Linked DNA regions of Homo sapiens: region 2 is linked to region 1. The links are chromatin contacts, found by Hi-C or POLR2A ChIA-PET in ENCODE. All regions are on one chromosome and are shown on one strand. The core of a region is the stretch at or near the end of the contact, and the rest is flanking DNA. Distances in the headings are between cores, read along the strand shown. Region 1 overlaps AK5 (adenylate kinase 5). Region 2 holds the start of FUBP1 (far upstream element binding protein 1).

Evidence for each region. Hi-C counts contacts between places; a loop is a spot of excess contacts on that map. ChIA-PET counts read pairs that join two places held with the same protein, here RNA polymerase II (POLR2A). Pooled maps may share reads with other maps.
Region 2: a loop to region 1 is called in a map of naive thymus-derived CD4-positive, alpha-beta T cell, with 2.6 times the contacts of the local background. The contact joins the promoter of FUBP1 here to the enhancer-like site in region 1. A Hi-C loop is called at or near these places in 1 of 168 maps with a recorded cell type or tissue (naive thymus-derived CD4-positive, alpha-beta T cell) and 6 of 50 pooled maps. POLR2A ChIA-PET finds 5 or more read pairs at or near these places in 2 of 52 experiments (T-cell and activated naive CD4-positive, alpha-beta T cell).

What each region holds. Positions count from the first base shown.
Region 1 is chr1:77,429,156-77,433,746 of GRCh38, reverse strand. The region is part of intron 8 of AK5 (adenylate kinase 5); the gene reads right to left. LOC124904202 (a long non-coding RNA gene) reads left to right here. Exons shown (of 2, transcript XR_007066178.1): 2 at 560-1,014. Among named protein-coding and RNA genes, the nearest start is that of AK5, 150 kb to the right of the region's middle. Within about 2 kb of position 2,211, at least 3 of the 41 ENCODE cell types and tissues checked have a DNase peak (open chromatin) inside an H3K27ac peak, as active enhancers do.
Region 2 is chr1:77,976,919-77,981,509 of GRCh38, reverse strand. It overlaps FUBP1 (far upstream element binding protein 1), which reads left to right and starts at 2,438. Exons shown (of 20, transcript NM_003902.5): 1 at 2,438-2,625. The coding sequence starts at 2,506. It also overlaps a transcript of DNAJB4 not described here. RefSeq lists enhancers at 1,965-2,024, 2,035-2,184, 2,495-2,624, 2,635-2,694, 2,705-2,754 and 1 more.

The sequences.
Region 1 (4,591 bases), core at 962-3,461:
TTCCTCAATGTTTTGTTTTCCAGATTGAAGAAAACTTTTTGTCTTAAGCCATCTATAGTTTACAGCTGCTTGGTAAAGTAAACATTTGTGAACAAAAATGAAAGCATTTACTTTTTCTTCCTACCTGATCCCTCCAAAATGGGAAAACTATTCATGACAATATGATTGTTTACTTAAGTTTGATAAGAATCTGTTCTCTTTATTATGGGATACAAGTGGAAACATTGGTTTTATCACAAAAGTTTTGACTAAATTGTCATATTTAAATTGTTTATAGGTACTACAGATAAAGTCTGAAGTCAGCTTTGGTTTGGCTTCCTACCCTCAAGAAGTTTTTAAGTTTGAGATTACCGTATGGTCAAATCACTATTCTTGCTGGCAAAATTTGATAAAACTAAACATATTTTACAAACAAATTAGTCTTACTGTGATTATCTTTGGTAAAAATAAGGATGACTATAGAGAGAATGTTATGTTTCTAAAGAAAAAAACTATAATACACCTATTATTAGGCTGTGCCCCTGTGCATTGTTTTCAAGTTCTTCTCTTCTACCTGTAGATCTGATCAGAACCTGAATTCTCCTAATTTTCTTCAATATTTGGCTGCAACTCTCCAACTAAGAGCAAAAACTGCTCTGTGCTTGCCGCCTTAGAAGATGAAGCTAGACAACTTGATATAAATTTCAAGAGACAAGTCTCATACCCGAAAAAAGAAGGACAAGTCTTGTGCCACACAGAAAGTTCACCAATCCACCTGATACCATAGCAGAGAATTCAAACTGCAAGCCAAGAGAAGTTGATGGCTTCATGCTATAGGCAGCGTTTCCCAAGACACTCCATCAAAATGAGACTCTTGCCCCTCTTAATTTTTCCTTTCTTATGCTTACCTTTTTCTTTGGCAAGATAATGATGTAATTCAGATTTCACAATCAGCAGCTTCTGCTCATAACTTAAAAGAACATGACCTCTTAGGTATCTATTGTTTAAATAAAAAAAAGTCTACGCTTCCACTAATACTACATGTTATACTTGGGTAAATTCCTCTGGGGAAGTTGAGGCCCATATCCACAGAATTTTTTAAATGGGTCACACAGTAACAACAGATGTCATCTAATTCTCAATGGTCATTTGCTTTATTCAATTGTTTGTCTTTAAGACTGGATTCATGGCTCAAAACCATTATACAAACTTGGATTTACCATATTACTATTAATTTTATTTTATATTTTTGTTTTTAAAACTTGTACCTGTTGCTTGTTAAATTTCTGCAGAAGTACAACTCCTAACAGAATAATGCTGGCCCAGTGCTTTGAGATTGTGGCCAAAATACTATGGAATAGACAAAACTGAACATAGCAATAAATTCCAGGTAGACTTAGCCTGAGAGCCATTTCCTCCAAGCCTCCCTTGTTGCTCAAATGTGGCTAGAACGCTTTTGACACAGATTCCTACTCACCAATCACGTCTTCTGATATGGGACCAGACCAACAATCTGGGACACATCCTGGCACCAAGGGACAATGAAAATCTAACTACAGGATGATTGAATGGTGATACTTTCAGAAAAAGATCTTGATCAAAAGGGGGGAAATGTGAAAGTTATCAGAATCAAAATAGAGTCACTTGTGTCAACAAGAAAAAAACAAAACCAAAAACAGCTGAAAAACAGTGCTTGGGAAGGCCATAAAGGGAGGATTCTCACGCACAAGTTCTTGATAACAAAACTACCACAAAAAATTCTGCAAAAACTACAACTTCACACAAAGGCCATCACAACCTTACACAGAAAACACTTCTTTGAGGACATCTGCCCAGCAATTGCCTTTCCAAACTTGGACTGACACCACCTTTGTTACTTATCCTTGTAGCCAAGGATAATTATCTCAAAACTATTATGTAATCCTCCTCATTTTTTTCTTACAAGACCTTTGTCTTCCTTTACCTCCCTGAATACACACATAGTTTACAATGGCACCCATATTCCTATTGCAATGCCCATTTCTGAATAAATATCATTTTCTGTTAGAGAATTTCCCTCTCTGTTATTTAGAATGACACAATTTGCTAGGATCAAATATTCTTTTAAACCAAGAGATAGCACTCTTGATTTAAAAGAGTGACATAGGGTTATATTTTTAAAGAAGTCAAATATGCTTCTAGTGCTTTTGGGCGTTGGCTCCTAATTGTTCTCTACCCACTTCCTTCCTAAACTGCTTAGAATCCTCAGCTCATTACCACTTATACTCTGCCAATGCTTTGCTCTCTGCCTTTCTGAACCACATATTTGCTAAAATTCCATCACTGTGTGAACCAAATTACTGACCTTCTCTGTGTCCTGCTAGAATTCCACAACACTCAGTATAGCGCCTATAAGAGTGTCTGGCACCTAAGGCCACCCAATAAACATTTGCTAAAGGAATGAAAAAAATGAAAATGATTGATTCGTCAAAATAAATTTCTAGTCACTAATGTCAAATGGGCTCTCAATTCACTAATATCAAATGAAATGCTTGGTAATCCTGTTGTGTTTCCTTAGCACATTGCCTGCTAGATTTCACAACAGTTCAGGCTTCTACTCTCTTGAAACCCTGAAATCTCAACAGATGGCTTTGCCTCTGGAAGTCATCTTACAGGAACTCTTTGACTTCCCACCATTAAATATACAAACCCATCCTCCTATCCTATCAATGTTCCTTCTGTCTTAACCCACACGAGACTCTTTTGGTCTCATGCCAGTCTCTCCACCAGGGCTGGAGAACCCAGTCCTACCACATTCAGATAGACTTTCCTCTCTCTTATACTTGTATATTCTCCTTTTCACAAACAAGTAGACCTTTCCTGTGAGTTAAAACATGCTTAAGTGTCTTCACTTTATAGCGCTTTGTAAAGTTCTCAATTTCCTCCGTGTTTCTATATTCAATGATTATTTTCCAGTCTCTCTCTTCCTTATCTTCTCAGCCACATTTGGCACTCCCTGCCTCCTGAAATACTGTTTTCTCTGGCTTTTGGAACACCACATTCTACTGATTTTCCTCATATCTCTCTAATGGCTTCTTCTACGTCTTTCTGCTCTTTCATCTTTCTCTACTAAGACTTTAAATTTCCTCGGTGTTCAGCTATAGAGCCTCTTCTCTCAATTTTGTTTTCTTTCTCTATCTCATCTCCACTCACAAATTCAAGTCCTATCTATATTAAAAAGGCTCACAAATTTGTATTTCCAGCTCAGATATTTCCTCTGAACACCAGACCTATATATTTAATTGCTCACTGAAATTTTCTACTTGGATATGTTAAGGCACTTTGAACTCAGCATGTCTAAAATTACACTCATGCCCTATCTTTACAGAACTCGTCTTTTCTCAGTGAATGCCACCACTGTCTACCCAGCTGTACCAGTTGAAAACCCAGAAGTCATCTTCAACAGCTCACCCCCTGTTGGCTCCCATATCCATTCCAACATGAAGTCCTGTTGACTTTCGTCACAAGTTCTTCTCAAATACACCTCTTTCTCTCTGTCCCCTTTTTTACTCCAGTGTCACCATCAACTCTTGTTTGGACCACTGCAGCCTCCCACTCTGGACTCCATAGATGCCTTGTTTTTTTGTTTTTTTTTTTTGAACTCCATAGATTGCTTTTCTCCAATGTGTTTTCCACATTGCAGCCAGAAAAATGTTTTAAAAAATAAACACAAATATAATTATGTCAACACACTCTCCTCCCTCCTCAGAAACCCCAACTCTTCAAGGTTCCCCATTGCTCTTAGGATAAAGTCAAAACCCCTAACCTGCTCTACAAAGCCCTACTTTCCAGGCTCATCTGCACTCCAGCTATCCTGGTCTTCTTTTGGATGCCATGCTTCTTCCTGCTTCATCCTGCTATTTCCTCTTTTTGAACATCCCTTTCTCTTCTCCCCAGTTCTTTCCTGTTCTCATACATACTTGGTTACCTATGACCAATCTTACAGATCTCAATTCAAGAATCTCTTGCCCGCCAGGTGCAGTGGCTCACGCCTGTAATCCCAGCACTTTTGGAGGCCGAGGCGGGCGGATCACGAGGTCAGGAGATCTAGACCATCCTGGAGAAGACTTTCCTCACCTCACCAACCACATCTACACACAGCACCATGCACTTATTCTCCCAAGTACTTCACAGTTTTAACTTTATTTCTCTGACTATTCTATTCTTGTCTAGTTCTACTATAAGCTCTATGATAGCAGGAACTGTGCCATCTTTTGCCCACCAATGTATCCCCAGCACCTCATATAGAGTCTGGCACATTGAATTTACAAGAAAAAAACAACCCCATCAAAAAGTGGGCAAAGGATATGAACAGACACTTCTCAAAAGAAGACATTTATGCAGCCAAAAGACACATGAAAAAGTGCTCATCATCACTGGCCATTGGAGAAATGAAAATCAAAACCACAATGAGATACCATCTCACACCAGTTAGAATGGCGATCATTAAAAAGTCAGGAAACAACAGGTGCTGGAGAGGATGTGGAGAAATAGGAACACTTTTACACTGTTGGTGGGATTGTAAACTAGTTCAACCATTGTGGAAGTCAGTGTGGCGATTCCTCAGGGATCT
Region 2 (4,591 bases), core at 1,189-3,688, 550 kb before region 1:
AAACACTGTCTCTACTAAAAATACAAAAATCAGCTGGGCGTAGTGGTGGGTGCCTGTCATCCCAGCTACTCGGGAGGCTGAGGCAGAACTGCTTGAAGCCAGTAGGCAGAGGTTACAGTGAGCCGAGATCATGCCACTGCACTCCAGTCTGGGTGACAGGGTGAGTCCGTCTCAAAAAAAAAAAAAATTAGGCATAGTGGTGCACACCTGTGATCCCAGCTACTCCAGAGGCTGAGGTGGGAGAATCTCTTGAACCTGGGAGGCTGAGGTTTCAGTGAGCCAAGATCGTGCCACTGCACTCCAGCCTGGGCAACAGAGCGAGTATGTAAAAAAAAAAAAAAAAAAAATTGAGGTCCTTACATATTTTCAATATTCAGTGATAACTAAAATAAATTGAGATATACATAAATTTGTTTTGAGGGTAAATTATAGCACTGTGGTAAATTACATTGATCAAAAGATCTGATTGTATTGCCTAATTAATAAAATATGAAAAAATCAAGACATTTTCAAAATACAACTGGAAAATTTCTACCTAGCCGCACACCCAACACTGCTTTTACTGTTTTTCTATACATTATGATTAAATCTGTAGTCCCATACGTGCACTGATTTTTCAAATGCAAATTCCACCAAAATTTATAGGGATGGCCATGAACACTGAAAAAGATCATCAGAGCTATAAATGGATACTACTGCCTTAAAAGCTGATTAAAGGGAAATGATGGCTCACCTGTATCTACATTCATATTAACTGCTATTTTGGTGCTTAAGCAAATGAACACATTACTTTTAGGTTTTCAGAAAGAATGCAGCATATATATATTTCTCACAATTACTCTTAAGAGCTGCTGAAAAAGTATTTTTTTAGACCTAACCAAGTAAGACAAAATGCCACAAAGTCGAGAAAGTTCATTTTACCTCATTGTTTGTTATTTAAACAAATAATTTTGGAAAAAAAAAGTCACTGTGATATACTCAATAATAAAGAGTAAGACTTCTAAAGTATCCTCACGATTCCTGGAGCTTACTACTATTAACACAGTAAATTACATGCCACGATATGTTGGAGAAGGTCTGAAGAAATGTCTGGCATTACTTGGTAACTGAAGTACATAACATAAAATACCAATTTACACACACACACACACACACACACACACACACACATATATATATATATATACCTAGTCCTGTGATGACAATTCAGAATATGATCTTACATTTGAGTACCCACAGGATGGGGTGGGAGAAACTACGCCTAAGAAGCTACAAAATCTATTTTGGTCAAGAAACAATGCTGTTCTTAACTTAAGAGACCTTAACAGGCCGGGCGCAGTGCCTCGCGCCTATAATCCTAGCATTCTGGGAGGCCGAGGCGGGTGGATCACGAGGTCACGAGATCGAGACCATCCTGGCTAACACGGTGAAACCCCGTCTCTACTACAAACGCAAAAAATTAGCCCAGACGTGGTGGCAGGCGCCTGTTGTCCCAGCTACTCGGGAGGCTGAGGCAGGAGAATCGCTTGAACCCAGGAGGCGGAGGATGCAGTGAGCCGAGACCGCGCCACTGCACTCCAGCCTGGGTAACAGAGCGAGACTCTCAAAACAAACAAACAAACAAAAAAAAACCCTTAATAAAAATGGCCATGGACACATACATATACTAGGTTATTAAATCTGGCTAACACTGAACTTTAAGAACAATCACGTTTTTGGATAAAGAAAAGGGCAGTCATACTTTTAGAGCCTCATCCACATTATTTTAAACAAAAAACTTAAAATATGGTCGAGAACTAACAGGCTTCCAGCCTGAATTCAACACCCACCCTCGTGATAAAACTAAAAAATCGGACAGTCTGTAAGTAAAATACAGGGACACTTTACTACCCTGAAAATCATGCTGGGTTCCCGCTACGCCGGGCAGACGTTTTCAGGAGCATCACCGCGCGGCGTCTCGGACGCACTTCTCCTGGCGCCCTCCGGGCGGCAGCGCTCTCGAGACACTGTTGCTTCGCCGTCACGCCCGTCGTTGTCACGCCCTTCCCCGCGGACACCGAGAATGACCCATAGCGGAAAATTCTACCGCACTACCTCCCTGAGGCAGCGACCGGTAAGAAACAACCTTTTCTTCAGGCTTCCCACCACCCAAACACAGTCGCAGTCAACTGGCCACTATCACCCACCACCCTGCAGGAACAATTACCCAGCCTCACCCCAAGAACGCGCGGAGAGGAGGTGCCAAAAGAAATTCTGTTCTCGCGAAGTCTTAAACTTAATCCTCGCGACGTCTCTGTTCCTGTCGTTCTTTCTCAGCCCTAACCCACACCAGCGCGTTGCCTCGGAAACATCGCGAGATTTTGTTCCTTCAGTCTCCGCCCCTTTACGGCACGATGGTCGCGCAAGAATGTAATAGAGCTTCGACGGCCGCCATTTTCTTTCTTTCTTAGCTGTTAGCTGAGAGGAAGTCTCTGAACAGGCGGCAGCGGCTCTTATAGTGCAACCATGGCAGACTATTCAACAGTGCCTCCCCCCTCTTCTGGCTCAGCTGGTGGCGGTGGTGGCGGCGGTGGTGGTGGAGGAGTTAACGACGCTTTCAAAGATGCACTGCAGAGAGCCCGGCAGGTAAGTGTGGACCGCGCGGCGGAATCCCGAAAGCTCACGGTAATTGGCCGCTGACTGAGTAGGCCGCTACCCTTAAGCGCATGAGGAAGAGGAAAGAGGTGTTCTTCCGGGCTGAAATGTGAAGAGACACGTTTCCCCATGTTGGTAATAACGATTAGAGACCAGAACCCAGTTTTGTGTTCTTGGTGCCTAATCCACTTAGAACCCCGACGCGTGCTACGCAAAGAAGGCCTGAAGTCTTTCTCCCGCTTCTGCGGCACTCGCGTGTCTCCAGTGAGCTAGTTTAGATAAAGATCCTCTTCCAGGGGATAAAGCGCAGTTAGTTTCACACAATTTAATGGAAGGTTCTGGTAATGAGTTTGGGAAAGAACTAGGGTCTGTCCTGGAGCCATAGCAAGGGAAGGGATTTATCATTAAAGTAGCCTTTACAGCTCATTTCCGTTCTCTCTCGCAATTAAAACCGCTTTCAGTACCATTCACCGTCACACCTCTACAAGGAAGGGACTTGAAAGCAGCCTTTTTCTGGGCGGGATTTACGTGTCAGTCTGTTCCACCAGTCCGCCCCCCTTATTTCTCAAAATGGCCTCAGGCCCATTATACCAGAGGTTTCAATTTGAATCTGCCTCTCAGTTCAGAGTCGTAAACTGACCAGACCTCTTTGTATTACGTAGTGCGTGCATTTGCCCTGAAGGCACCACTTTCCCAGACGAAAGCTGTTAAAATAGTGCGTGTATTCCAGGAAAATAAAAGATACCTTAATTTGAACTTTACATTCTTAGATAGTCCCCTAATATATTTAACATTTCAAAATGTATGGTGTTGGTATAGATTTGCATGTAAGCAAAAGAATCCTATTCTCTGTGACACTATGCATATTGTACTAGGTGCTGGGCATTTTTTACTAGTTTTAAGCTAATGATAATTAGAAACCAGTGTTGTGCTGTGTTTTCGTTGCATTAGGAGTTCACTTAGTTAACTTTTTACCGGGACAGTTGAAGGAACATTGAGTCAAAATTAGAATTCATAAAATCCGTTGTAACACATCTAATGTGAACGCATTATAAACATGTACCTGTACTTTTTTATAACCAGAAATACTAGGAGTAGTCAACAAAAGGTCATCATTAATATTAGTTCTGCGGTTTTTTCCACGTAATTTAAGAAATTCTGAACATGTTTAGCAACAAGCATATAACTATGACAAACACTCTTAGCGTGTTTTATTAGATTGATTTGTAAAACTTAAGGGAACTATTTTATTTACTGGAACCAACTATTTTATTTTACCAGAACCAGCACATTGGATTAATTGGTATCGCACACTGTAGGTAGATACTGGAGTTTTGTTTTGTTTTGTTTGAGACGGAGTCTCCCTCTGTCGCCCAGACTGGAGTGCAGTGGTGCGATCTCGTCCCACTGCAACCTCTGCCTCCCGGCTTCAAGCAATTCTCCTGCCTCAGCCTCCCGAGTAGCTGGGATTACAGGCGCCCGCCACCATGCCCGGCTAATTTTTTGTGTTTTTTTTGTTTGTTTGTTTGTTTTCAGTAGAGACAGGGTTTCACCATGCTGGCCAGGCTGGTCTCGAACTCCTGACCTCGTGATCCGCCCGTCTTGGCCTCCCAAAGCTGGGATTACAGGCGTGAGCCGCTGCGCCCGGCCTTGTTTTTTTTCGTTTGTTTGTTTTAATGCATGAATTGTTTCCTACTAAGAAGCTATGATATAGTTCCTTGACCAAATGCAGATGAACAGGATTATCTGATTAATACTTTAACGAGAGCAGACAAAATATGGATATTTAATTCATCCACTTGCTTTATAAGTGTTTATAGAGTTTGTTAGGAGGGGATGCCCAATTTCCTAAGTAAAGGTGATATATGAGCAAGACATTATAAAATGAAAGAGAGTTTGGCCAGTGAAGAAAAGAAGCAGCATGCGCAGAGGTGTGGGGACTTGAGGGAATGGCAAG